Linked DNA regions of Homo sapiens: regions 2, 3, 4, 5, 6 and 7 are each linked to region 1. Evidence: chromatin loops called from intact Hi-C (ENCODE). Cell type or tissue: PC-3. All regions are shown on one strand. Region 1 overlaps PRDX6-AS1 (PRDX6 antisense RNA 1). Region 2 overlaps ANKRD45 (ankyrin repeat domain 45). Region 3 has its middle 21 kb from the start of ANKRD45. Region 4 overlaps LOC100506023 (a long non-coding RNA gene). Region 5 overlaps SLC9C2 (solute carrier family 9 member C2 (putative)). Region 6 overlaps SLC9C2 (solute carrier family 9 member C2 (putative)). Region 7 overlaps SLC9C2 (solute carrier family 9 member C2 (putative)).

The links. Hi-C counts contacts between places; a loop is a spot of excess contacts. Peaks named below come from ENCODE experiments on the same cell type or tissue, not always from the same donor. Only the 100,000 strongest peaks of a DNase experiment are listed, where the experiment ranks them.
Region 2: a loop joins it to region 1, with 2.6 times the contacts of the local background. A loop is called at or near these places in 2 of 110 quality-filtered maps.
Region 3: a loop joins it to region 1, with 8 times the contacts of the local background. A loop is called at or near these places in 5 of 110 quality-filtered maps.
Region 4: it touches region 1 in a loop (6-fold over the local background); 7 of 110 quality-filtered maps call a loop at or near these places.
Region 5: a loop joins it to region 1, with 8 times the contacts of the local background. A loop is called at or near these places in 4 of 110 quality-filtered maps.
Region 6: a loop joins it to region 1, with 12 times the contacts of the local background. A loop is called at or near these places in 12 of 110 quality-filtered maps.
Region 7: a loop joins it to region 1, with 6 times the contacts of the local background. A loop is called at or near these places in 5 of 110 quality-filtered maps.

What each region holds. Positions count from the first base shown.
Region 1 is chr1:173,429,826-173,433,825 of GRCh38, forward strand. The region is part of intron 1 of PRDX6-AS1 (PRDX6 antisense RNA 1); the gene reads right to left. The region is part of intron 2 of LOC100506023 (a long non-coding RNA gene); the gene reads right to left. It also overlaps a transcript of TNFSF4 not described here. Among named protein-coding and RNA genes, the nearest start is that of PRDX6-AS1, 30 kb to the right of the region's middle. RefSeq lists an enhancer at 1,445-1,739. In PC-3, CTCF peaks have their summits at 68 and 1,541 (motif pointing right); DNase peaks (open chromatin) are centred at 276, 1,546 and 2,016; H3K4me3 peaks cover 1,353 bases; H3K27ac peaks cover 1,884 bases.
Region 2 is chr1:173,647,786-173,651,785 of GRCh38, forward strand. The region is part of intron 2 of ANKRD45 (ankyrin repeat domain 45); the gene reads right to left. The region is part of intron 1 of LOC105371619 (a long non-coding RNA gene); the gene reads left to right. Among named protein-coding and RNA genes, the nearest start is that of TEX50, 14 kb to the left of the region's middle. In PC-3, no CTCF peak of the experiment used is centred here; a DNase peak (open chromatin) is centred at 1,616; H3K27ac peaks cover 771 bases.
Region 3 is chr1:173,689,011-173,693,010 of GRCh38, forward strand. It overlaps a transcript of ANKRD45 not described here. Among named protein-coding and RNA genes, the nearest start is that of ANKRD45, 21 kb to the left of the region's middle. In PC-3, CTCF peaks have their summits at 385 (motif pointing left) and 2,324 (motif pointing right); a DNase peak (open chromatin) is centred at 2,321.
Region 4 is chr1:173,253,015-173,257,014 of GRCh38, forward strand. The region is part of intron 2 of LOC100506023 (a long non-coding RNA gene); the gene reads right to left. It also overlaps a transcript of TNFSF4 not described here. Among named protein-coding and RNA genes, the nearest start is that of TNFSF4, 48 kb to the left of the region's middle. In PC-3, CTCF peaks have their summits at 2,374 (motif pointing right), 3,307 (motif pointing right) and 3,511; a DNase peak (open chromatin) is centred at 2,397.
Region 5 is chr1:173,588,988-173,592,987 of GRCh38, forward strand. The region is part of intron 4 of SLC9C2 (solute carrier family 9 member C2 (putative)); the gene reads right to left. Among named protein-coding and RNA genes, the nearest start is that of SLC9C2, 12 kb to the right of the region's middle. In PC-3, no CTCF peak of the experiment used is centred here; a DNase peak (open chromatin) is centred at 1,774; H3K27ac peaks cover 510 bases.
Region 6 is chr1:173,504,470-173,508,469 of GRCh38, forward strand. SLC9C2 (solute carrier family 9 member C2 (putative)) reads right to left here. Exons shown (of 28, transcript NM_178527.4): 25 at 2,387-2,572; 26 at 778-862. Among named protein-coding and RNA genes, the nearest start is that of PRDX6, 29 kb to the left of the region's middle. RefSeq lists an enhancer at 341-1,540. In PC-3, CTCF peaks have their summits at 2,196 and 2,411; DNase peaks (open chromatin) are centred at 2,162, 2,842 and 3,562; H3K4me3 peaks cover 1,529 bases; H3K27ac peaks cover 2,248 bases.
Region 7 is chr1:173,552,852-173,556,851 of GRCh38, forward strand. It overlaps SLC9C2 (solute carrier family 9 member C2 (putative)), which reads right to left. Exons shown (of 28, transcript NM_178527.4): 11 at 1,882-1,963. Among named protein-coding and RNA genes, the nearest start is that of SLC9C2, 48 kb to the right of the region's middle. In PC-3, no CTCF peak of the experiment used is centred here; DNase peaks (open chromatin) are centred at 1,550, 1,880 and 3,230; H3K4me3 peaks cover 309 bases; H3K27ac peaks cover 1,383 bases.

The DNA.
Region 1 (4,000 bases):
TTGCCAAGACCCCTTAAAGTGACATTGGTCATAGCAAATGTAGCAGCTTCCTGCCTTACTAAGAACTTTTAGGACGTGCTGGGCTGACGCTGTCAGCTGCTGCTTTGTAAAAATAAGCCCTATAATTAGATTGCTACTCCTTATGAAGCCCACTCAAGTGCTATCCTTTATTTTTAACCTTTATCACAGTCCTCAAGACAGAGTGTGTAGGGCCTCGCCCACAGCTGCTGAGTCAAACCCCAGCAGGCTCCACCCTTCCTGCTCCCAGCTGCATTCCGCTAAAAAAAGGCCTGCCAGCAGCCTACGCAATGGAACGCGGGGTCTAAGCACACAGACGGTTGCAGGGAATCTAATATCCAGGCAGCACTGAGAAAGAACAGCTGCGCCAAATTTGAATCTTCTTTATTTACTCAGCCAGGCAGCTAACACACACAAATAACATTGTTTCATCTTGAATGCACAGAATTCACAACTGCCTTCTTAGCTCACTCCTGTTGCTCAACAATCCTTTTTTACACTTGCATGTTTAATGTAAATAACTTTCACAGAGTCTTCCACTTTCTCTGTATCGATATTACGAACCTGTTGGCATAGTTAGTTGAGACAATAAACATTTAATAATCTTGTGGGTCAGGAGTGGGAATGCCAGAGGAATGCTTATAGCAAAGTCAAGGGAAAGTATTATAGGGCAAAGGGATGTAATGGGGATTTCATTATATTTTGTTGCTTTCTTTTTTGTTGCTTATAACTTGGTATTCACATTCTCTAACAGATTCTTTGAAAAAGTGTGTGCATAGCAAATAGGGCTCCATTTAAATGGACACATTAGGGTGAAGGGTCTATAGAGTTGTTCACTGCAGGAATTAATGTCATACTCTGTCTGCACAAATAATTGTATTAGGTGACAGGCAATACCAACGTTTATATAATTTGTGCTATATATAGCAGATGTAACTCAGAGGCTGTGTACTTAATCCTATAAAAATCTCAACATAAGACACTCTTCCTCCAGTGCCCACAGATCCCACAAACCCTTTGCATTCTAATTAAAGCTCTGCTGGGGTTAAGGCTAATTGGTAATAAAACCCAGGCCTGTGAGAAAGCCTTTCTGTAAAACAAAGAATCCATTTGTCATGCAAATAAGCAGCCTCCAAAGTGGTAAATTTGAATTTTGAATGTTCACCTGTTATCTTAACATTTCTTAGAATGTGGTTCAGCCAGTAATTGCTAGATCATTATTTTCCAGTTTTCCTCATTGCCATCCTTCAAAGAGCTAAAGGGCATGTTATTTGTATTGTTAAATTAATATTTTGTTGTTGTAGACCTAAAGTAAATGAATCACTGTAGTTGTCTTTGGTTTTCTTTGGAGAATGTGTTTGCATTCTAAATATTTTCCAATACAATAATTTCTTTGAGAAAATTTGTCGGTTTCCTTAAATAATAATCTTCAGGTTAGGCTTGAAATTCAAAAGTATGGTGGTTCCTTCCTGATGAAGGTCCTTAAAGGTCTTTACACTCCATTCTTGAGGAAGTTTCTGGGCACTAGAGGGCGCTCTCAGCACACTGGGACGGGATTTGTTAGTTGCACAGAATTAAGAGCCATGCGCTGATTGTTGGGCCTTGGGCCCTGCTGGGGGCCCAAAATCAGCCTGCAGAAAGAAGCCACCTCCGTGAGCCTGCATTGGCTCTCAACTGCAAAGTGCCAATTCATCTGCCTTCAGTGAACCAACTGACCAAACCAACTGCTGAGCTTTCTCCCCCAGGGGAAAGGCTGGCTGCTACAAAGATTCTTTTTTACTCATTTCTGAATAAAATATTTCATGGTCAACAATTGTTTTCACATGCACTACCTTGCCTGCTGTCCTTCACTGACAACATTTCAGGGTCTCGCAAGGCATGGAATACAATGCATGTTCAGGACTGCAACCTGATGGTGATGTGTAATGAAGTTTAGTGTTGGATTTCGATCTTGGCCAAATGGTGACTCCTTGGTGACAGGTCATGTGCTTACTTCCTCAGCAGATGAGTTCTCCTCCAGCCTCACTTGTGACCAATGATGTATCATGAACACAGGCTGGTGCTGAAGCTCAGTATGTAGCCCCCTTGGCTAGAATACACACTTGATAATAGTAGCAAAGTGAAATCAGCAGAGTGTAGCAATGCCCTGAGAGGACCTAAAAGAACTGGGTGAAGGAGGCCTTAAGGATTGACAACTAATACCTAATGGCTAAGACCTAAGAGGGTAGAAGCAGAAGAGGTCCTCCACAATTAGCATTTGGCACGTAATAATGTGAAGCAAGACACATCACTTCCTAGTAATATGCTATAAACAGGTGATAAAGGGCGAGGGGTTGCTCCCCAGTGAGGAATCCAGTCCAAACCCAGAGACCAGCTCACAGCCACCCGAGTCCAAAACAACTAGATCTTTGTTAGACAATTGCCATCCAAACCAGAGTGTTATGAAATGAATTGTGTACCTCCACCCTTCAAATTCATATGTTGAAGTCCTAATCCCCAATGTATTTGTATTTAGAAACAGAGCCTTTATGGAAATAATTAAAGATAAATGAGTTCATAAGGGTAGGGCCCTAATCCAGTAGGACTGGTGACCTTATAGAAAGAGAACGAGACACCAAAGATCTCTCTCCACAAACGCACACAGATGAAAGGCCTTGTCTATGTGAGCACACAGTGAGAAGGTTGCCTTACTAGAAACCAACCCTGCTGGCACCCTGATCTTGGACTTCTAGACTCTAGAACTGTAAGAAAATAATGTCTGTTGTTTAAGCCACCCAGTCTGTGTACATTCTTTTATGGCAACCCAAGCAGACTAATAAACAAGAGGTTATGGCAACACTGACAAAATTCTTGAGGGATCTTTGAGGAATACAGAACTCTCCTGAAAAAAAAAAAATGAAGGAGCATTAAAAACCAGTTTTAGGTGTTTTACCTATAATCTACCTTGTTCATGTAAAAACGACAGCAATTTCTTAGGTAAATTTTGTGCAAATATCCCATTTCATCAAATCTAAGAAACCAATGCTTATAAGGCATTACTGTATTTGCTATTAAGAGAAGAAAAGTGACAATTGTTATGCTCCATGTATTGTAAGACAGTTTTTATTTCAAAGACGGTAAAATGTGAAAATATGTATGTATGTACATATACACATATACGTAACATATACATATACATCTTAGCATTGATTGGTAAGATTAACTCAATGTTTATTGACCCATTTGCCAGGAACTTTTTGCCTATACTAGACACTGGGAAAATAAAAATAAGCAAACAAGATGTCAAGTCTCAGGAGTACTAATTCACTAACCCTTTGAAGGCACAGAAATATAAATGTATTGTGGCAGTCCCCAAGACTCCTCGTATTACGCTGCCCTTTTAGGCCATCTAAAGTAGTCACAATAAGGAGTGTTGTCTCAAGTGCCCCAAACACAGTGTGCTCTTAATCTGAAATTTACTCATATACAGACTTGCAGTATAGTCTTAAGGGTGGCAGCTAGGTACAATAATTCTACCCCCGAACAAGGAATAAATAAGTAAACAAACATCTCTTAAGAAATTGACTCTTGGCCAGGCGAGATGGTTCACACCTGTAATCCCAGCACTTTGGGATGCCAGGGTTGGTGGAACTCTTGAGTCCAGGAGTTCCAAACCAGCCTGGGCAACATGGCGAAACCCTATCTCTACAAAAAATACAAAAAAAAAAAAATACTTGGCTATGGTGGCATGCACCTGTAGACCCAGCTACTAGGGAGGCAGAGGTGGGAGGATCACCTGAGCCTGGGGAGATCAAGGCTGCAGTGAGCTATGATCATGCCTCTGCACCCCAGCCTGGGCAACAAAGTGAGACTTCGTCTCAAAAAAAAATAAAAGAAACTGACTGACTCAACTTTCGATCCACCACAAAGACTTCCAAGTTGTTACGGGTTGAATTTTGTCCCCTCAAAATTCATACATTGAAGTCCTATCTCCCCAGTACCT
Region 2 (4,000 bases), 220 kb after region 1:
ATACTCTAAACTGTTTTTTCAGACAGGTCTCACTCTGTTGCCCAGTTTAGAGTGCAGTGGCATGAATAGCTCACTGCAGCCTCGAACTCCTAGGCTCAAGCAATCTTCCCACCTCAGCTTCCTGAGTAGCTGGGACTATAGGCTCATGCCAGCATGCCCAGATATTTTTTTTTTTTTAGATGGAGTCTTTCGCTGTTGCCAGGCTGGAGTGCGGTGGCACGATCTCGGCTCACTGCAACCTCCGTGTCCCGGGTTCAAGCTATTCTGCCTCAGCCTCTGGAGTAGCTGGGACTACAGGCATGCAGCACCACGCCCAGCTTATTTTTGTATTTTTAGTAGAGACAGGGTTTCATCATGTTGGCCAGGATGGTCTTGATCTCTTGACCTCGTGATCCACTTGCCTCAGCCTCCCAAAGTGCTGGTATTATAGGCATAAGCCACCATGCCCAGCCAATAATTTTTTAAATATTTTGCAGAGACAGAGTCTCAGTATATTGCCCAGGCTCGTCTGGAACTCCTGGGCTTAAGCAGTCCTTTCCTGGCCTCCCAAAGTGCTAGGATTACAGGCATGAACCACCACACCCAGCCACTCTGAACTTTTTGATCCAACATGTCAACAGAAGGTTATAGAGTCATATACTCAGTTTTTTCTCGGAAGCATGCTTTTCTGACAGTGAATCTTAATTTTCATGTCTTTGTCATATGGACAGGCTTGGAATTTCCCAAATTATCCTTTTCTCAATTTATTTTTCCCCTGGTATTTTCCTATAAGCAGTGAGAAGAAACCAGGAGCACCTGCAACACTTAGCTTAGGAATCCCCTCTCTAAATAAGGTTTCATGATGACATAGAATCAGAATGAAGAAATAGAATATTTTAGAGTGTATCATCAAGTCCTAAAAGACTATACACCTATTCCCACACATTGGAAAATACCTACAAAAAAGATGGCAATATTCATGTCAACCAGTCACAATACTACCTTCCTTGAATAGTGTTAGGGACACAATGCCAAATATTGATTTGGGTCTCTCCTTTTCCTTTATATAGTATGGTTTTCAGGTATTACTATTATCCTCATTTTTATAGATGAAGAAACCATAGCACAGAAAGGTTATATAATTTGCCCAAGTCACATAGTCAAGTTAGTGGAAAGCTGGGGTTTTAACTCAGGTAGTCTGGCTGTAAAATCCATGCTCTTAACCAATCTATTACAGAATCCTTTTGTAACTTGATTTTTGTCTCAATATTTTTAAGTGTTATCCATTTTAATACCCAAAGAGCTAATTCATTCCTTTTAATTATTGTGTAATATTCCATTGTATGAAAACAATTTATCTACCCTTCTATTGTTTATTTCCAATGATTAACTGTTATAAGCAATATTTGAATAATCATCTTATACTTATGTCTTCTTGTAAGCATGTGTGAGAGTTTCCCAAAGACATATATCTAGAAATGGAAATTAGGATCATCAGGTATGTCCATGAACAACTTGATATAAGTGTTCTCAAAAGGGATTATACCAATTTATACTCCCTCCTCAGAGTGAAGGAATTCCCATTTCCTACATCTTTACCAATGTTTAATCCTGTCAAATATTTAAATTTTTCTGAATCTGATGAGTCATGGTAGCCCATTGTTTACATTTGCTTTTAATAGTGAAGTTAAACATATTTTCATTTATTTACTGGCCATGAGAGTTTCTCTTCCATAAATTGCATGTTCCTATCCTCTGCCTATTTTTCTATTGGGTTGAATTCTAAGCCTGTTGATTAGTAGGCTGTCTTTACATAGATATATCCTTTGTCTGTGGCTTATTTTGTCATTTTGTTTATGATATCTTTTATGCAGAGTTTAAAATTTAGGTAGATAGACAGATCTTTTCCCTTAGTGGTTGGGTTCTTTATATCTCAAGATATTCTGTGATGTCTCAAGAATATAGCAATACTCTATTTTTCAGAAAGTTTAAAATATTTTGCTTTACACATTCATGTCTTACAATCATCTGTAATTGATTTTTATGTATGGTACAAAGTAGGTATATAATTTTATTTTTTTCCAGATGAATAATAAATATTCTCTGGCATCATATATTAAATAGTTCATTTTCCCCACTGAAATTTAGGGTCAGCTTCTCAGTTTGCTTTTAAAAAGATTCTTCTGAGATATTAACTACACTGACAAATTAATTGGGAAGAAATTAAGAGAAACAGCGTTATGATATTTAGTCTCACTATTGAGACATATATACATTTCGTGTGGTCTTTCATATAAATCAATAAAGTTTCATACTTTTTGCCATAAATGTCTTACAATTCTTATTTTATTATTATTACACTTTAAGTTCTAGGGTACATATGCACAACATGCAGGTTTGTTACATAGGTATACATGTGCCATGTTGGTTTGCTGCACCCATTAACTCGTCATTTACATTAGGTATTTCTCCTAATGCTATCTCTCCACCAACCCCCTGCCCTATAATAGACCCCGGTGTGTGATGTTCCCCACCCTGTGTCCAAGCGTTCTCATTGTTCAATTCCCACATATGAGTGAGAACACGGTTTGGTTATCTGTCCTTATGATAGTTTGCTGAGAATGATGGTTTCCAGCTTCATCCATGTCCCTGCACAGGATATGAACTCATCCTTTTTTATGGCTGCAGAGCATTCCGTGGTATATATGTGCCACATTTTCATAATCCAGTCTATCATTGATGGGCACTTGGGTTGGTTCCAAGTCTTTGCTATTGTGAATAGTGCCGCAATAAACATACGTGTGCGTGTGTCTTTATAGTAGCATGATTTATAAACCCTTGGGTATATACCCAGTAATGGGATGGCTGGGTCAAATGGTATTTCTAGTTCTAGATCCTTGAGGAAAATTGTGTTCCACAATGGTTGAACTACTTTACACTCCCACCAACAGTGTAAAAGCATTCCTATTTCTCCACATCCTCTCCAGTACCTGTTGTTTCCTAACTTTTTAATCATCACCATTCTAACTGGTGTGAGATGGTATCTCATTGTGGGTTTGATTTGCATTTCTCTGATGACCAACAATGATGAGTATTTTTTCATGTGTCTTTTGGCTGCAGAAATGTCTTCTTTTCAGAAGTGTCTGTTCATATCCTTTGCCCACTTTTTGATGGGGTTGTTTTTTTCTTTTAAATTTGTTTAAGTTCTTTGCAGATTCTGGATATTAGCCCTTTATCAGATGGGCAGATTGCAAAAATTTTCTCCCATCCTGTAGGTTGTCTGTTCACTCTGATGGTAGTTTCTTTTGCTGAGCAGAAGCTCTTTAGTTTAATTAGATACTGTTTGTCGATTTGGGCTTTTGTTGCCATTGCTTTTGGTGTTTTAGTCATGAAGTCCTTGCCCATGCCTATGTCCTGAATGGTAATGCCTAGGTTTTCTTCTAGGGTTTTTATGGTTTTAGGTCTAACATTTAAATCTTTAATCCATCTTGAATTGACTTTAGCATAAGGTGTAAGGAAGGGATGCAGTTTCAGGTTTCTACATATGGCTAGCCAGTTTTCCCAGCACCATTTATTAAATAGGGAATTCTTTCCCCATTTCTTGTTTTTGTCGGGTTTGTCAAAGATCAGATGATTGTAGATGTGTGGTGTTATTTCTGAGGCCTCTGTTCTGTTCCATTGGTCTATATCTCTGTTTTGGTACCAGTACCATGCTGTTTTGCTTACTGTAGCCTTGTAGTATAGTTTGAAGTTAGGTAGCATGATGCCTTCAGCTTTGTTGGCTTTTTGCTTAGGATTGTCTTGGCAATGCAGGGTCTTTTTTGGTTCCATATGAACTTTAAAGTAGTTTTTTCCAATTGTGTGAAGAAAGTCATTGGTAGCTTGATGGGGATGGCATTGAATCTATAAATCACCTTGAGCAGTATGGCCATTTTCACGATATTGATTCTTCCTATCCATGAGCATGGAATGTTCTTCCATTTCTTTGTGTCCTCCTTTATTTCGTTGAGCAGTGGTTTGT
Region 3 (4,000 bases), 260 kb after region 1:
TAAGCTCATGTTTAGGGCCCACCTCCAAATTTATCAAGGGCTCCTGCTGGGACTCAATATAAAAAAGACAGAGCCCCTGACCCCCCTACTCTTCCTCTAAAGTCATGAGTGGAAGGGCTTCTTTCTCCTTTCTTAGTTCAGGACATCCTCTCTTGAAGTGGCCTGTTTTTCCACATCTATAGCACCTATCTTGTCCTTCCTCCCTCTTAGTTCTGGGATTCTTTAACCCTGCTCCCCCATACTCTTTAGGGGGCCTGGTAGATGAGGACCTTGGTCCTCCAGATAGAGGCTGGGGTCATTTAAAAGAGGGTTCGGACCCTTTATAGTTTCTGGCTCCCTGGAAGCTCTGTCTAGACGTACCTGGGTTTGGAGCCATCTGTTGGAAGGTGGAAAACATAAGTTTTGTCTTTTTTTTTCTCTTTTTCTTCATCCCTTTTCATGTATACTTTCTGAGCTTCCCTGAGAAGCTCACTTAGAGGACGGTCTTCCCAATTGTCTATTTTTGTAACTTTTTTGAAATATCTGGCCAACTTTTAGTGACAAATTGGAGTTTCAACATTCCTTGCCCAAGGGGATCATCCAAATTGAGGCCTGCACATTGCCTCATTTGCTCCCTCAGTCTGTCTAGGAATCTCATAGGCCCTTCGTCCTTTTCCTGTTGTATATCAAGTGCTTTAGAAAGATTTCGAGTTCAGGGTACTTATTCCCAAATTCCTTTTATTATTATCTCCCTTACATTCTGCATATTTTCCCGGTGATCTGCGTTGTTATTGTCCCACTGGGGGTCTCGGGTGGAGAATTTCTGGCCTGTGGTAGGAATGTTTTCATCAGGAGGGTGCTCACATTCCTGAACTACCATAGCAGCCCTACAAATCATACTCCTTTCTTCCTCTGAAAAGAGGATGCCCAAGATGGACAGTAACTCGACCCAAGTGTATAACTGAGGTCCTAAGAATTGGTCAATTTGGTCTGCCACTCCATAAGGGTCATCTAGTGGCAGTTTAAGCTCCTTTTTAAAATTTCAGACTTACAAAGCCAATGCCTGCCCCCCGCCCCCCCCCCCCCCGACCTCCCTTGTGGTACCTCTTTCAAAGGGAAGAGGGTCGGGGCTGACCTCTTAGGTACAGAAGGAACTGGGAAATTCTAAATATCTTTTTTACATTGTTCTACCTCATGCTGGAGTCCTTTTAGAGAGGGGTCTTTAGGTTGGGAGGGAACAGGCTGGTGGCACAGTAATTCCCAAGAGTCAGGGTTATAAGGAGGAGGGATAATGTGAGTAGAGGGGGAATTTGGAATGGGATCTGAGGCAGCAGTGGCTGTTTGAGGGGAAAGATCGGGGACACTGAGTGGGGGAAGATACTCTAGGGGATCCCACGTGCTGGAATCTTTAGGCATGAGAGCTGGCTCCTCTGACTTTTCATTTTGAGGTGCCAGATTTGGTTCTTCCCTATTTGTTTTTAAGGGAAAAAGGAGGGCAGGTCCTTGCCTCCAACAAAGGGCATAGCCTAGTTCTTCTTGAGATACTGGACTTTTATCATTAACATATCAGATTAGAAACTGACACATTACATACTCATTCTACCCAAACTTTGGCCAGAAGATTGAGGTATTGAGGATGGGTCCCTGAGTCCAAATAAAACAGCAATATTTTAACATTTGTTGCTTTTTCCTATGTTTAGTCCTCTCATTATCTTTCCAGTGTTTTCGCATGAGACCTAGGGGGCTATACAGTGGAATATCTTCGTTACCATCTTTATCCCCCTTACTCCCTGTCTTGCTTGGGGTATTTCCCATCTTGATGGTTTTGGGGTAAGGTTCAAGGTTCAATTTCCCCTACTGGAAATTTCTCACCTTTTGGGGTAAGCCTCAATTTCCCCACTGGGATTTTTGCCTTTTGGGGTGGGGCTCAATTTCCCCACTGGAAATTTCTTGCCTTTTGGGGTGAGGCTCAATTTCCTCCATGGGAAATTTCTCACCTTTTCTACTATGGAGGTTTGTGTGAGGTTCAATCCCCCCCAGTGGGGATGTCTCACCTCTTTTTAACCTCTAAGCCACCCCAACCAAGGAGTACTTCACTGCCCCACCCCCCACGGCTTTCTTACCTTGGTCCTGACCACCAGGGAAATACTTTACTGGCTCCCACGGCTTCTCCTTCCTTGGTCCATGCCCAGAGTCATTGCTGCAGTATGTGAGGATCCTTTAAGCTAGGTTGCTGGCCAGTTTTTTGTTTTGGTTTGGTTTTTTCTGTGTTGCTGAGAGCTCAGGTTATTCCTCGCACTGGGTGGGTCTTGATTTCTCACCCCTGAGGCCGCCAGAAGGGGGCGGGGCACACCTCCTCACGAGAGTGAACCAGAGACCGTCCCCAGAGGGAAATGTAATCACAGGCGAGCCCCCAAATTGTTACATATAAAGTTTCAGTGCTGCAAAAGAAATAGCACTCAAATATAAAATTTTATTTTTAACTCTCAGCAAGGCCAGGTACTTCTGTAGAAAGATGTGCCCTGGTGGCTCACGCCTGTAATCCCAGCACTTTGGGAGGCCAAGATGGGTGGATCACGAGGTCAGGAGATCGAGACCATCCTGGCTAACACGGTGAAACCCCGTCTCTACTAAAAATACAAAAAAATTAGCCAGGCTTGGTGGTGGGTGCCTTGTAGTCCCAGCTACTTGGGAGGCTGAGGCAGGAGAATGGCAAGAACCCGGAAGACAGAGCTTGCAGTGAGCTGAGATCACGCCACTGCACTCCAGCCTGGGCGACAGAGAGAGACTCCGTCTCAAAAAACAAAACAAAACAAAAATGAAGTGTGCACCCTTACAGATGGAGCAATGGTGAGCGCACACTTGGACAAGGGAGGGGAAGGAGTTCTTATCCTTGACGCACATGGCCCCTGCTGCTGTGTTATTCCCCTATTGGCGAGGATTAGACTGCATGGGCTAAACTAATACTGATTGGCTAATTTAAAGAGAATGATGGGGTGAGTGCTTTGGCAGAAGTCAGGGTCGAGCAGGTAGCAGGTAATCAGAATGAGTTAGTGTGGAGCAGCTGATTGGAATGAGTTAGGGTGGAGCAGATGATCAGAATGAGTTAGGGTGGAGTAGGTAGTCGAAAAAAGTTGCTTTACAAGGAAGTGAAGTTTAAAAGTAGAAAGTTTAAAAGGAAGTTTAAAAGTAGAAGGCAAAGAATTGAACATACTGACATATTAATTCTTTGAAAATAAATTTAGAATTCATATCTAACAGTGGTCAGAGCACAGTTTGGTTTTATACATTTTAGGGAGACATGAGACATTAATCAACATATGTAAGATGAACATTGGTTCCGTCTGGAAAGGTGGGACAACTCAAAGTGGGGAGGGAGCTTCCAGGTCATAGGTAGGTAAGAGACAAATTGTTGCATTCTTTTGAGTTTCTGATTAATCTCTCCAAAGGAGGCAATGAGATATGCATTTATCTCAGTGAGCAGAGGGGTGACTTTGAATAGAATGGGAGGCAGATTTGCCCTAAGCAGTTCCCAGCTTGACTTTTCCCTTTAGCTTAGTGATTTTGGGGGCCCAAGATATTTTCCTTTCACACTTTGACACAGGGAAGATGATGCTGACAATCAGAAGGCTGTGTTTCTGAGAACTGATGCTGCTTCATTTCAAAAACATAAACAGTGAGAAGCAATGCTTTTACTAAAACATGAATAAAAAATCATTACCACTATATCTGAGTGTTTAACATGTGCTTCTAGTGAAAGTTAAGAAGTGGCAAATGAGTCAGGGCCTGGAACATGAGGGTTAAACAGGGCATTACCCACCTGAGCTCTTTCTCTCAGGTTTTCTGGGGAATCAGTGATTATTTCACCAGGCAGCATCACTCTTCTCCTTGTTCATCTGTGTGAAACCACGTTCACCCTAATCCAACCCAGGCAAGACAATACAACATGATAGTGACAGCCCTGGCTTTGTGGTTCTGTTCTTATATTTTAACGTTAAAAATATGAATTTCTTGGCCGGTC
Region 4 (4,000 bases), 180 kb before region 1:
TTAGGAATATTTTCAGGTTTTTTCTCTTAAATCCATTCACTCTGTCTTACCAGAATTTTTGGCTGACCCTTCAATTTTGGTCAATGTCTTGCTTTTCCCCTGTTTATCTGGACTTGATATTTTAGACCTTCTCTCATAGGCAACTCTTCTGCAGTTTTCAGCTATCAGGCTTTTTTTTCTTCAAGCCCTATACTTGTATATTAGTCATAACCATTCCAACCACAAGAGCTCAGCTCTAGTATCCCCATTTATCTGGGAGGGAGGTCAAAAGTAAGAATCCTCAAACATAAGTGAACGAACTTAGAATAGAATACAAAAGGCATATGGCAAAGAAGAAAGCCGGCAGAAGCTAGAGGAACAGGATCCATAGTAGACCAGTGACTCTGCCCCATGCCGTGCTGGCAAAGGGTTCTCCTAGATACTTGGTAAGAGTGTGAGTATTCAAAAAAGTAAAGTTGGGAGTTGGAGAAGGGGAGTAATGAAGAAGACATAGGCCTTGCAATTCAACCTTAATAACACAGACAAATTGAGGCAAAAACATCAGGACCTGGCAACTGTTTTCTCATTTGATTCTTGCCTGGTAACAAAGAGAGAACTGAGCTATGGGTTAGAGGGATAAAGCCAAGACATATGAACGTCTAGTTTCTGCCCTACTCTGGTATGGGGATTGTGGACAGAGAATACTACATAATGCTGTGAAGGTAGCTGGATAAGCTCCTCTGACGTTGTGGGGTTTTCCTGCTAAAATTGAACCAAGCATATAAATTAAAGTGAGATGAGTTTTTTTCTATTAGAAATTTCAAAGTTACCCTGTCTCTCTTTAGTCATGTCTAAATATTAGTTGTAGGACGTGTATGCAGTAGATAAGAAGTCAATATGCAGCCAGCAGTCTATCTTCCCAGCTTTCTGAAAGACATTCCAGGACAGTTACAGAAGTGGAGAGATGGAGGCATTAGGTCTACTATTGAATTTAGGGTTATGGTTGGATGAATTTGTGTATAAGATCTTAAACTCTTTGATGTTCTATTTAAAAATCGAGTTCTAAGGGGAGCAATTTGAACAAATTAATACAATGCAAAGGTAGCCATCAGTCAAAGTGTGATGAATTCAGGAAAAGTCTTAAGACTCAAACTCTTTAGTTGAGGCCTTTGTGCCTGATAGAGATCTTTACCTTTGTCAAAGACTAAGTTACAACAAATTTAGTTATAAATCTAACTTGTTTTTATTCACAATTCATTAATCAGGTCAGCCTCCATTCTATAAAATAGAATATGAGTTCCCACTAGGCAATGGCATACAGTGGGTTTTGTAAGGTGGGAACAAGGAAACAAAATAGTAGGGAAAAAAATGGCTGATTATTAATATCAGGCTGCTTCAGTTCACTTTTTTTTTCTAAGAGTTAAAGCAGAAGGGACTTCCTTATTCAACTGACTCCAGTAGACTGGAATCTCCTGTTTTCAGGATAAAATGGTCTGTTTTGGGTTCTGTCTGCTCCCTTAAAGTTTCAGTTTCACTATGTGGCGTTTAGCAAAGTGACTCCATTTTGGCTTGTTCTCACCTGTTGGGACTTAGTAAAAGTTCAGTCTAAAAAATGACCTTCTATAATTTTTTAATACCTATTTCTCATAAACAAGGTCCAGGCTCCTGGAAGAGTAGGAATCACCAGATCAAGGGTGATGGGGGTAAACCTAGACTATCTTAGGCTTATTGTTAATAATTGCAAATTAGAAGCATCTTTTGAACAGAGACTGAAAGTGGTGAAGAAAATAAGATTGACAAAATTAAAATATAAAAGAGATCAAAGAGGAACTGCCTGCAACAAAATGGAATCATAGAAAATGGAATCATAAATTATAAAAAGAGAAAAGACATGGGGCTCAGAAGGAAGAAGCTAGGTTTGAAGAACAAATCTTTGCCCACAGTGCACTGGTTCTCAAACTTGGCTGCACATTAAAGACACCTTAGAAGTTTTTTTAAAAACACTGAGTCCCACCCTTAGAGATTCTGAATTAGTGGTCTGAGAAGTTGCTGGGGAAAGGGGGTAAAACTAGTCTTTCTCTTTTTCAAGTAACCTGTGTGGTCATTTCTAACTGAAGTGGCTAATTGAGATAGGCAAAAACCTCAACGCTCATGCCCCTACCAGGCTGCTTGTAACAAGGGTCAAAAAGAATGTGTGTACAATTACAGCATGTGTCTTTGTGCCTTTTTTAGGCTGTGTGCTTTACTTATGCTTCCTTTTTATCTAATTACTTTAATGCTCCCTAAAGTTCTGAACAGACTTTGGCAGGACGATTGGTGAAGGAAAATTTAATTATATAAGAAAGCAAAAGTCAGTTTATAATATCAAACCTAATTTATGGGACTGTAATTGCTGACCTCTAGGGGGAGCTCAAGGCTCCTTCTCCCCATCTCCTTTCTTTCCAGTCCCTATGGAGAAGTATTATTTAGGTTTAAGTTTAGGATTGTATTGGCTATTTGGTATTAAATGTTACCACATTGCCAAGTTAACAATCGTTATAATGTGGGTGTGGCCTCTTTTGGGTTCCCTTATTCTTAGCAAACAGAGTGGAAAAGAGGGTATGATCTGCATGTGGGTTTTTGTTTGTGAAACAAAAATAGACAGTTTACACTGTTGACTAGTTAGACACATACTAGCACAGCAAAAGGGAGTTCTTCACAAGATCCACTGAAACTTTTTAGAGTTCTGCATTAGGCTTAGGAGCTAACCTTATAACTAAGAAATAACCATCTCTTTGCTTTGCTTTGTCTTACTTCATCGTCACAATCTGTCTGTTTTTATCTGTGCCCCCACCTCCAAGACCTCAGAGAATCTCTAAATGAGGGGAGGATTGGTGTAGGTCAGGATTCAGTTAGTGTCCTAACAAGATACCATTGTAATAACATCATCATTTTTATTTGGGTGTTATTCAAAGAAAGAGAGAAAGGTGGAAGTGGAAAAGAGAGGGTAGTTCTTACAATTCCTTGAAAATTTCTTGAAAAGATAAAGGAAGTTAAGCCAAACGCACCAAGGCTGAACTTCTTGGTTTAAATAGTAGGAAGACAGCAATGCCTGATTTTGCCCCAATTGTCCATAAACATATCAATGAAGACTGGAGGGAGTTCACAAACAAAAACATGGTAAAATAGAATATTAATAACATAGTCACCAGATTCTGAGCATAATTAACATTAAATATTATCTTACTCTGCTTGGGCTGCTAAAGCAAAATACCATGGCCTGGGTGATTTAAACAACAGAAATTTATTCTCACAGTTCTGGGGGCTATGAAGTTTCAGATCAAGATGTCAGCTGATTTGGTTCCAGGGCCCTCTTCCTGGCCTGCAGATGGCCACCTTCTCGCTGTGATCTCACATGGCAGAGAGACAGCTCTGGTGTCTCTTATAAGAGCACTGATTTCTCATGAAGGCCTCACCTTCATGACTTCACCTAAGCCTAATTACCCCTAAAAGTCCCATCTCAAAATACCCAAAGAGCCATCACATTGGGGGCTAGGGCTTCAACACATGAATTTGGGGGAAGGGGACACAATTCGGTCCATAACAATGGTAGAAGAGAGACAGTCAAACTGAGAAACTTTCACAGCCTGATGTAGATTCTGGCCTTAGGGGCAAGAGTTAAACTTGGATAGAATGAAGACAGCATGAGGCTTCTACCCATCTCTTACTGCATTATCCTACTACTCTATCTTAGAAACATGACTTGCAACAACCAAAAACCAGAAACCTCCCCTATCTATTGGGGAAGACCCTTGAAGTGGCCAGGCCATGCCTCCTGCTCTATCTTTAACCTCTTACTTAACCTCTAAAGGGCACTGAAATGTTTGAACATATTCCTTACTCTTGAATTCATAGCTCTTCAAACACAAGTTCCATTGTGGTTTAAATATAAATGGATTCTAAAGATGAAATTGGGTCAAATTGAAGATTTGGGTGGATAAGCAAAGGGACTAAAGTCATCTTCTTGAATGCCTATTCCTTC
Region 5 (4,000 bases), 160 kb after region 1:
GGATTGCTTAAGCACAGGAGTTTGAGGTTGCAATGAACCATGATATTACCACTGCACTCCAACCTGGCCAACAGAGAAAGACCCTGTCTCTAAAAATAAAATAAGTGCGGGAGGATTTCCTCTTTTACTCTTGTCTGTAAGACATAAGATTGGAGTTATCTTTCATACTGGTTCACATAACTTACATTTAAAATAGTTTGGGTCTCATTTTTTTTGGAACATTTTTATTTGCCAATTCAATTTTTAATGATTATGGGACTATTTGGGTCTTTTTAAATTCTAGAGTAGGCCAGCCACGGTGGCTCATGCCTGTAATCCCAACACTTTGGAAGATTGAGGCAGGAGGATCGCTTGAGGCCAGAAGCCTAGAAAGCAGCCTGGACAAGAGAGCGAGACCTTGCCTTTACTAAAAATAAGAAAAAATTAGCCAGGCATGGTGGCATGTGCCTGTAGCCCCAGCTATTCCAGAAGCTGAGATGGGAGGATCACTTGAGCCCAGGAGGTCGAGGCTGGAGTAAGGGGTAATCATGCCACTGTACTCTATCCTGGGTGACAGAGCTAGACTCTGTCTCAAAAAAAAATAGATATATAAATAAATAAAAAGAATTTCTAGTGTAAGTTTTGGCAAATTACATATTTTTAGGAATTTCCCATTTTGTCCGAATTTTTAAATATTTTTGCTGAATCACAAAGAAAATAAGGCATCAAAAGTAGAGGGATGCAATCAAAGCAGTGTTTAAAGGGAAACTTATAACATTAAATGCATATATTGGAAAAGAATAAAGGTTAAAAATGTTTATGATTCAATTAAGCCTAGCAGTAGGTTACATATTGTTAAAGTAGTAAATGGGAAGCTAAATTTGAGGAAATTACATACAATACAGCACTGAAAGATAAAAGACAGAGAATTTAAAATCATGGAGAATATGATGGAAAATCTACAACTAATGGGAATTTAAGAATGAAATAACAAGGCCTGGCACCGTGGCTCACTCCTACAATCCCAGCACTCTGGGGGGCCCAGGCGAGCAGATCTTCTGAGGTTAGGAGTTCCAGACCAGCCTGGCCAACATGGTGAAACCCCGTCTCTACTAAAAATGCAAAAATTAGCCAGGTGTGGTGGCGGATGCCTGTAATCCTAGCTGCTCAGGAGGCTGAGGCAGGAGAATTGCTTGAACCCAGGAAGCGGAGGTCACAGTGAGCTGAGATTGTGCCATGGCACTCCAGCCTGGGCAACAGAGTGAGACTCCATCTCAAAAAAAAAAAAAAAAGAAATAACAGAGTATAGAAAATATTTAAAAGATAATAGCCGAAATTGTGGCTAGAACTGATGAACTATATTAATTCTCAGATTTAGTAACCATAAGAAGTCTTAATATGTATAAATAAAAAGATACTAACACCCAGAAACATCACAGTGAAACTAAAATAGTCCTCCTTTATCTGCAAGGGATATGCTCCAAGACCCCAGTGGATGCCTAAAACCACGGATAGTACCCAACCCTATATATACTATGGTTTTTTAAAATACATATATATCTATGATAATGTTTAATTTATAAATTAGGCACAGTAAAAGATTAACAACAATAACTAATAATAAAATAGAACAAGTGTAACCATATGACAGCATCACTACTCTTGCACTTTGGAGCTATTATAAAGTAAAATAAGGGTTATATGAACACAAGCACTGTGATACTGTATGTTCTATCTGATAACAGAGATGGCCACTAAGTGACTAACGGGCAGGAGATAATGTATACACAGTGGGTATGCTGGCCAAAGGGATGATTCACTTCCTGGGCAAGACAGAGTAAAATGGCACAAGATTTTATCACACTACTCAGAAAGGCACACAATTTAAAACTCATGAATTTTTCTGGAATTTTTCATTTAATATTTTCTTTTAAAAAAATACTTTTATTTTAGGTTCTGGGGTACATGTGTAGGGTTGTTATACAGGTAAACTTGTGTCATGGGGGTTTGTTGTGCAGATTTTTTCATCACCCAGGTACTAAGCCTAGTATACAATAGTTATTTTTTCTGAACCCTCAAGTAGGCCCCAGTGTCTGTTGTTCCCCTCTTTGTGTCCATGAGTTCTCACCATTTAGCTTCCACTTGTAAGTGAGAGCATGCAGTATTTGGTTTTCTGTTACTGCCTTAGTTTGGTAAGGATAATAGCCTCCAGCTCCATCCATGTTCCCGCAAAAGACATGATCTCATTCTTTTTTATGGCTGCACAGTATTCCATGGCAAATATGTACATTTTCTTTATACAATCTGGCATTGATGGGCGTTAAGTTGATTCCATATCTTTGCTATTGTGACTAGTGCTGCAATGAATATTCATGTGCATGTATCTTCACGGCAGAATGATTTATAGTCCTTTGGGTATATATCCCGTAATGGGATTGCTGGGTTGAATGGTAGTTCTATTTTTAGCTCTTTGAGGAATTGCCACACTGCTTTCCACAGTGGTTGAACTAATTTACACTCCCACCAAGATTGTATAAGTATTCCCTTTTCTCTGGAACCTCGACAGTATCTATTATTTTTTGACTTTTTAATAACAGCCATTCTGACTGGTGTGAGATAGTATCTCATTGTGGTTTTGATTTGCATATCTCTATTATCAGTGATGTTGAGCTTTTTTTCATATGCTCGTTGGCTGCAAGTATGTCTTCTTTTGAAGGGTGTCTGTTTTTATCCTTTGCCCACTTTTTAATGGAGTTGTTTTCTTGTAAATTTGTCTAAATTCCTTATAGATGCTAGATATTAGACCTTTGTCACATGCATAGTTTGCAAATATTTTATCCTATTCTATAGGCTGTTTCCTCTGTTGATAATTTCTTTTGCTGTGCATAAGCCCTTAAGTTTAATTAAATCCTATTTGTTAATTTTTGCTTTTGTTGCAGTTGCCTTTGGCATCTTTCATTATGAAATATTTGCTTGTTCCTATGTCCAGAATGGTATTTCCTAGCTTATCTTCCATGGTTTTTATAGTTTTAGGTTTTATGTTTAAATCTTTAATCCATCTTGAGTTGATTTTTGTATATGATGTAAGAAAGGGGTCCAATTTCAACCTTCTGCATATAGCTAGCCAGCTATCCAAGCACAATTCATTGACTAGGGAGTCCTTTACCCATTGTTTGTTTTTATCAGCTTTGTTGAAGATCAGACGGTTTTAGGTGTGCAGCCTTATTTTTGGGCTCTGTATTCTGTTCCATTGGTCTATGTGTCTGTTTTTGTACCATGCTGTTTTGATTACTGTAGTCCTGTAGTACAGTTTGAAGTTGGATAATGTGATGCCTCCAGCTTTGTTCTTTTTGCTTAGGATTGCTTTAGCTATTTGGGGTCTTTTTTGGTTCCACATGAATTTTAAAATAATTTTTTTCTAGTTCTGTGAAGAACATCTTCGGCAGTTTGATAGAAATAGCACTGAATTGGTAAATTGCTTTGGGTAGCCATTTTAATGATACTGATTCTTTCTATCCATGAGCATGGAATGTTTTTCCATTTGTTTGTGTCTTCTCTGATTACTTTTAGCAGTGTTTTGTAGTTCTCATTGTAGAGATCTTTCACCTCCCTGGTAAGCTGTATTCTAGATATTTTAGTCTTTTATGTCAATCGTGAATGAGATTGCATTCCTAATTTGGCTCTCAGCTTGGCTGTTTTTGGTGTATTGCAATGCTAATGATTTCATACATTGATTTCCTATCCTGCAACTTTGCTGAAGTTATTTATCAGCTGAAGGAGATTTGGGGCTGAGATTATGGGGTTTTCTAGATATAGAATAATGTTGTCTGCAAAGAGGGATAGTTTGACTTCCTCTCTTCCTATTTGGATGCCTCATCTACAAAGGAAACGCCATCAGGCTAACAGTGGACCTCTCAGCACAAACCCTACAAGACAGTGGAGATCAGGAGCCTGTGTTCAACATTCTTAAAGAAAAAAATCTTCAACCAAGAATTTCCTACCCAGCCAAACTAAACTTCCT
Region 6 (4,000 bases), 75 kb after region 1:
AAATCCTCCCCCCAAAGCAACAATCCATTAAGAATTGCATAATAGCTAAACTGATGGATCACATGAATTGTAAACACTGGGATGGTGCAAGTTAGAGTTACAAAGCTAGAGTGTGTCCTCAAGCTGGGGCAGCTGGGAGAATTTTGTCATTGGGCTTGGGAGGGCAGGGATGCTGAGCACAAGATGGAAGATCTTGTGTGTGTTTTTTCTAGAGCAAGCTCTTCCTATCAAGTCTTCTCTGTATAATGCTTAGCACCATGATGCATGCAGTTGGATGCTAATAAATGTAACTATAGCTACTCAGTGACTATCAAGGCATACTCAAGGCAAGTCATTTGACTTGTAGCTGTGACCATGGAATACTCACTGACTATGGGTAAGGTTTCCTATTCCCTTCAGTTGCTGGGAGCAAACCAGTTCCCCATACCTGGGCTCCTGTGAAAGAGTCTGTTCCCTCCCCATTCTTGCACTGCCAGCACCATGTGGCTGCAGCCTACCAGGGCAGCAACAGAGTGCATTGCAGAAGCTGCTCTCCCCTGACTAGTGTATGGAGGGAGGGACATGGCAGAGGAAGGAGCCACCTGGATTTTAGGGTCTGGAAGTCTCTCATATGTGACCTCCCAGGGCAATGTGGCAGCCAGGGTGGGCCCAAGGATGGGGACTAATGATAAACCCACATAGTGCCCTCTCAAATCACTTTCTTAGAGTTAAAGGAATTTTACATGTATTGAAGTTCCTTCTCAATAGTTTTCCTACCACTAAAGGTCTACCCCTTACCCATGACATTGGTGTTACTATTTCTTTGGGTAAGCTCAGATGCTTGGATTATCAGCAGCTTGCTTAAATCAGAAGTTCCCTGAACCTAGAGGAGAAAAGTCAAAATTAGTCAAAAGAGCATTCTTTGATCTCTAACCTGGCTGCTTCCTAATCTTTCCAAAGAGTATAAAAAATAAGCCAAAGCCTAAAGCTGGGTCTTCAATCTTGGCTCTATATTCTAAATTTCAAATCCTCTTTGATGTTGAGAAGTCTTAGACCAACAAATTGTCCTTGCATATTTAGACACCAGAGAGGAAATTTCTACACCTTACTCATAACTAGGCTGGAAATTCCCAGTTTGGAAAGCAGGGAATCCCCAGCATCCAGTAAGCTACTTTTACTCCTACACTGATGCTCAAGGGCTCAAGGCTCAGCATTCCCAGGATGGCAAGACTGTCTTCCTTTCTTAGACCATTTGTCCCATGTGCCATAAAATCTGCCTCCCAGAATGCCAGCATCAAACAAGTAATCATTATAACTATCATTTTTAGATTACCACATATTATCTCATTTAATCCTCCCAATAACCCGATAAGATGGCTGCTGACCTTATCCCTATCTTACCATGAAGGAAATTGAGGGTCAGAAAGGTTAAGCAACTTACCTAAGCTCAAGTACAAGTAGGCACAGGGATCAAGTTTTAAGCCTAAGTGTGCCTGACTCCAAACCCTGGTCTCTTAAGAAACTAAGCTGCAGTATTACTCCTGTTGCTTCCTTGCTTCTTGCCTCCATCCTTTGTTTCAAAGCTAAACAAGATTTTAATTTTCTATTAAAAACATGTAAATTACCTTCATCATCTGAATTGATGAAAGGTACAAAATAAGAATGTTTTGAAAGAAGAAAATTCATTTTTTAGGTTTACCAACTTTTCCAGGACAAATTTTCATAATGACTTTTCACAGCCTGAACTGGGAGAAAAGGTCTCTCCCATAAGGTAGAAACTTACTGCCAGATTTAAAGAGATGTCAGTCAGCTCTTCCCATGGCCTCTGGGTCCTCCCCATTCCTTTGCCCAGTGGCAGGCAGCTTGGGCCATTAGGGACTTTGCTTCTATCCTTCCCATGCCCTCTTATGTCCTAGGTGGTCACACTTCCTTTGTCTTTACAGAGGTATGGAATGCTGAGGCCCAGGGCCCAGGATCTACTATCAAGTGCCCATAGCCCCTAATGTGTCAACAAAGTGATGTGGCCCCTACTCTACTCCTTTTTTGTCAACCAGTGCAGATACTTCCAGAGCTATGCTAGAACACGGCATCGTTGCCTTGGCGTAAACTAGGGAAAACTTACAGCATCTCATCCTTCCTTTGGCACAGCCCCACGCCAGGGCAAAGGGCGTGGCAAGCAAACAGCAGGCAGATTTCAGCTCCCTGTCCCTTGGGCACACCCTTGTGTAGGGCACCTGTATTACAGTACACAGAAGCCCTAGGTACATTTTTACTGTTTGTAAAAGGCAAGTAAGAACTACAGGGTCATTCCAGGTTAAATTTCTTTTTAAGGTGATCAGTTGAGTTTTAAAGTCACTTTTGGAGCACCGTGAAGAGCAAGAGACTCTTTAGAAATGATATTTCTTACCTGCTCACAGGTTGTAGGTATAATGCAAGGTGCAAAATATGGTTCCTCTGTCTTAGTATCAATTACACTGCCATACACAATGATAACAAATTTCATGGTCATATTATCAATAATCATGTCACTATAGCTTGATAAAGTTTCCACATATGCTTGATTGAACATCACACAGTTCTGAAACCTTAAGTCCTATAATAAAATTGCATTTTAGAAAATAAGTCATACAAACTGACAGATGGTATCAAGAAGAAAACAGATTTACTGATCTATCTGAATTATTTGAGGGTGTCAGAAGGTACACAGCCCCTGGCACCAACAGACAGGATTTATTTAGCATTCAGAATGGCCTCTGACAAATTTCTAAATTCCAAATGTTTATGCTGTTAATGGGCCCTGGATACTGTTGCCCAGCCCTAAATTGTGAGCTCTCAGCCACAGCAGGGTAGTTGGCTATGACTCAGGAGATTTCTATTTGCACAAGACTCAGAGTCTTAAAAGATTCAGAGTTTCACTTACAAGTAAGCTTATGTTCCACTTGACAGGTGAATAGGAATAACACAAAGCCAAAACAAAGCAAGCTAGAGTCTGAGCTATACTTCAAGGCTCAGAGTCATAGACTTTAGAACTGGGAGGGAGTTATTATGGGTTGAATTGTGCACACACACACACACACACACACCACCTCCCACCCAATTCTTATGCTGAAGTCCTAACTCCCAGTATCCTGGAATGTGACCTTATTGAAATGGGTCATTGCAGATGCAATTAGTTAAGATGAAGTCATACTGGAATAGGTTGGGCCTCTAATTTGAACAACTAGTGTCCTTATAAAAAGGGGAAACTTGGACGCAGACTTGCACACAGGGAGAACGCCACGTGAATATAAAGGCAGCCATTTATAAGCCAAGGAGGGAGGCCTGGCCCAGATTCTCCCTCACAGCCCCTCAGTAGGAGCCAATCCTCCCAACACCTTGATTTCTAATTTCTAGCCTCCAGAACTGTGAAACGATGCATTTCTGGTTTTTTTACGCCACCCAGTTTGTGGTACTTTGTTACAGCCGTGCTTGCAAACTAACCCAGGAATTTAGAGATCAGCCCAACAGTAGGCATCTCCTGCACAGGGCCCTGACAGGGCTGTCAGCTCAGTCTAAACATCTCCACCCCCATTCAGGGCACAGCTACATGAGCCAGTCCCTGAATCTCAGTCACTGACAGGTGAATCATACATTTATTTGCTGAGGGCACCAGCACAACTGGGAACCAAAAACATTTAAAAATTAGCAAATGTATCTAGTATTTCACAACCAGAAAATCTAAAAAAAAATCAGCTGTTTTGGTTTGATTTTAAAATGCATATACATTTTGAGTTCTGTGATTTAGAGGGAAAAAAATCTTAATTGGCTAGTTCTTTAATGGAAAAAAAAAGAAAGAAACTAAGTATTAAATAGAGATTCTCTATTTAATAATAAATACAATTTTTTTAATGTTTTATATCTGTACTTTCTCATTTATATAATGAATATGTGTTGCTTGTGAATTTAAAAAAATTTAAAGGACATTCATCTTATTATTGAGTCAAGTCTGAGTCCATACAGTTTCTACCCATTGGTCCTAATT
Region 7 (4,000 bases), 120 kb after region 1:
CTTATTATTTAATAAACACATTTTGTAAGGCTATAGCTGTCATAGATAGTGATTCCTCTGATGGATGTAGGGAAAATCAATAAAAAACCTCATGGATAGAATTCACCATTCTAGGTGCCATTAAGAGCATTCATAATTCATAGCAGGAGGTCAAAATATCAACATTAATAGGAGTCAGGAAGAAGTTGATTTTAACCTTCATAGATGACTTTGAGGGGTTCAAGACTTCAGTGGAGGAAGTAACTGCAGATGTGGTGGAAATAGCAAGGGAACTAGAATTAGAAGTAGAGCCTGAAGATGTGACTGAATTGCTGCAATCTCAGGATAAAACTTGCATGGATGAGGAGTTGCTTCTTACAGATGAGTAAACGAAGTGCTTTCTTGATATGGCATCTACTCCTGGTGAAGATGCTGTGAACATTGTTGAAAGGACAGCAAAGGATTTAGAATATTTTATAAACTTAGTTGCTAAAGTAGTGGCAACAGGTTTTGAGAGGATTTATTCCAATTTTGAAAGAAGCTCTACTCTATGTAAAATGCTATCAAACAGCACTGCATGCTACAGAGAAATCTTTCATGAAAGGAAGAGTCAGTTGATGTGCCAAACTTCACTGTTGTCTTAAAGAAATTGCCACAGCTGCCCAATCTTCAGCAACCACCACCCTGATCTGATCAGTCAGCAGCTATCAACCCTGCACCAGCAAAAAGATTATGAATTGCTGAAGGCTCAGATGATTGTTAGCATTTTTTTAGCAAGAAAGCATTTTTTCATTAAGGTATGTAAATAGTTTTCTTAGACACTGTGCTTTTGATTATAATTGACTACAGTATAGTGTAAACACAACTTTTATATGTACTGGGAAACCATATAATTTGTATGACTTGCTTTATTGTGATATTTATTGCATTATTTGCTTTGTCACGTGGTCTGGAATTGAACCTGCAATATCTCCAAGTTATGCCTGATATGTAAATCTCTAGTAGTCTGATCAATTTTAAATACCCAGACAAAATCGGGTCTCTGTAGCAGCAAAGCTGAGGATCAGGCCATGGCATATTGAACTATACTAAGGCTCTACGATAAGACTTTGCCTAATCTCACCCCAGTTTTCTCCTCTCCCCTTGAACCTACTGCCACCAAGTATCTTATCCTGGATTTCTCTACCGAATGTGTCTATTTGTTATTTTATTATATTTATGCATTTTATTATAAATGGCCTGAGATTCCTTTTAGAAATAACCAACTGTGGCAGAGCCTGCTGTTATCTCCCAACATCCATTCTCTTCTTCTTCCTTCTGCTAATAGAATCTCCAAGTTTTGGCTGATCATATCGCCAGCCCGGAAAGATGATATTTCGCAGCTTCCCTTGCCCATGTGTGTCCATGTGACTAAGTTCTGGCCAATGGAATGTGAGTGATAATGATACATACAGAGGGAGGCTGCTTACCCTCCATTGCCACACACCCCTCCCCCACCATTTCCCCTTTCTAGTTGGTTGGATTGTAGACATGGTGGTAGTGAGCAGGCTTCTACCCTGTGGGCAAGAGCAGCACCCTAGGGCATGGAAGAGCAATCAAAGGAAAGGAACGTGGATTTCTAAACAACTTTATGTAGAGTAGAACCATCTCACACTTCTGGACTTTTTGGTGGAGGGAAAAAAAAACCTTCTGTCTTGTTTAAGCCTCTGTTCATTTCGCTTTTGTTAAACTGGCTGAAACAATATCCCAAGTAATACAGCATCTAAATATATGAATAAATGAAAAATGAATAATTTCTAAACCAATTCCTTGAGCTTCATGAGAAATGTCCCCATGACACCCAACAATAACCTGTTTGTATTATTCTCCCCAGCTAATTCATGAATGAGACACATACTTTACCTAACTTCCTGGCTGACTGAGTCATCACGTATGAATTTATTCCCATTGTCAATAATGATATTACTTGTACATAGAGTATAAACTAAAAACAAAGCACATAAATAGTTAGAACCAAAACATTAAATAAGTTCTCCAAAAGCAATCATTGTTCAATTAGCCACTTACAAAATTCTATTAATATCTTAATCCACATTTTAAAATCCTGTTTCTGATAAGTCAGTTAAGGCAAAAAGGCAGTTTTGTGGACATTGCCTGAACACACTACACTGGGGCAGACATTAATTTTCAATCTGAATGAGGAAAACAGTAGACTGGAGATTCTATGCTAAGGACACAGGGAGGAGGTCTCCACAGTTGCCACTCCTGGCAGCAGTCATGCAAAGACAGCACGGTGGTAGCCATCTCAGGCATGGCTGTGGAACCTGCAGGGTGGGGAGAAAGCCCAGCAACCACAGGCGGTGGTGACCGTGGGCCACAGAGGGATGTGTGCCTGCCACCAGCATTTGCTACGGCTGTACCAGAGGCTCTGAAGGAGAAGGCAGGAGCTGTGGTGGGGCCTGGAGAGATGCTGTGCGGAAGGAGAAAGGTAATATTTGTAGGCCATGACTTTGCCATTTCTTAGCCATGTGATTGGGGGGCAGTTAATTTAACCACCACTCAGAGCCACAGCATCCTTCACTGAAAAGAGGAGTTAATAGTAATTTCTCCTCCAGTGTCTCTCACACTTGACTAATAACAACAATCACCTGAAGTGCTTGTTAAACATACTGACTCCCGCTGTGGGTTGTGATTCTGTAGGTCTAGGGTGGGATTCTTAACACCAGACAGAATTAAGAAACACTGTGAAATGATGCCCAGGTGCTAGTTAACTTCTCATTGACTTGGTTTTAGGCCAATTCCTTGCATAAAAGAGAATCGGAGGAGCTGTAATGTTGATTATTTTACTTTTCTTTTGGAGCATGGAAAGAACCAAAGTCTTTGCAAAACCACTGGTTATTTGAACTCAAAATTCATGCCCAGATCGGGCCCACAGATATAAATCCTCAGAAAAAAAATGTGGTGAGGAATAGGAATATGATACTCCATCAAAAATAGCACTTCCTGTTTGGGGAGTTAGGGCACGTGAGGTCTTTCCCTCTCATGCTACATACAGAAGGCTACTACTCTCTTTGATTGGATTTCTCCACATGCAAGATGGAGAGGTCAATAGTTGCTCCCAAAAAGAAGGTATTAAATAAATACTGTACTCCTTGGGACTTCGGGGCAGCAGCAAAATAGTAAAGAGAAGTTCTAGGATGGAAATTAGACAATAGCAACAAACTCTGTACATCTACCTCCAGATTCCTTGGTAGGTGAGTCAGTGCTCTTGAGCTCATATCATTCAAGCGGTTTTCCCCCTCCCAGAAACAGATCTGGGGTTCATCTGATTAGGAGGTAATGAGAGGCTGATCCTGAAGATTTCTAGCAGCTTCTGGAAACTTCTCTAGCTAGCTCATAGTGCTGTCACAAATGACAAGGTGCACGGCCAGCAGATGCACTGGGCTCTTTGAATCTTGCCTGGAATGTCAGATGCAGCCACCACCAGACTCCCCAGAAATCTACCAGCTAACCCATGGGGAAAGGCTTTGAGAAAGAGTGGAAAGGAAACCAAGTTTTGTTTTGTGATACAGATAATGGAGTCTTTGCCCAGAATTTTTCGAGAAATAAATTTTTTAAAATTAGCCCTAAAGACATAAACCTAACTAGATCTTTAATGTAAAAATATATAAAATCTTTTTTATCTTGGTATACTTAACTAGCATTTCAGTTTTTGTTCTAAGAACTATAAGGATTAGAATGCTCCTGACAAGAGTATCATTTTTTCATGCTTTCTGATGGCTATTGAAAAATTGCATTTGTACCCGGGCCTGGTGGCTCACGTCTGTAATCCCAGCACTTTGAGTGGAGGCCGAGACAGGTGGATCACCTGAGGCCAAGAGTTCGAGACCAGCCTGGCCAACATGGCAAAACCCCGTCTCTACTAAAAATAACAAATAATAATAATAATAATCCAGATGTGTTTGTGCACACCTGTAATCCCAGCTACTTGGGAAGCTGAGGCATGAGAATTGCTTAAACC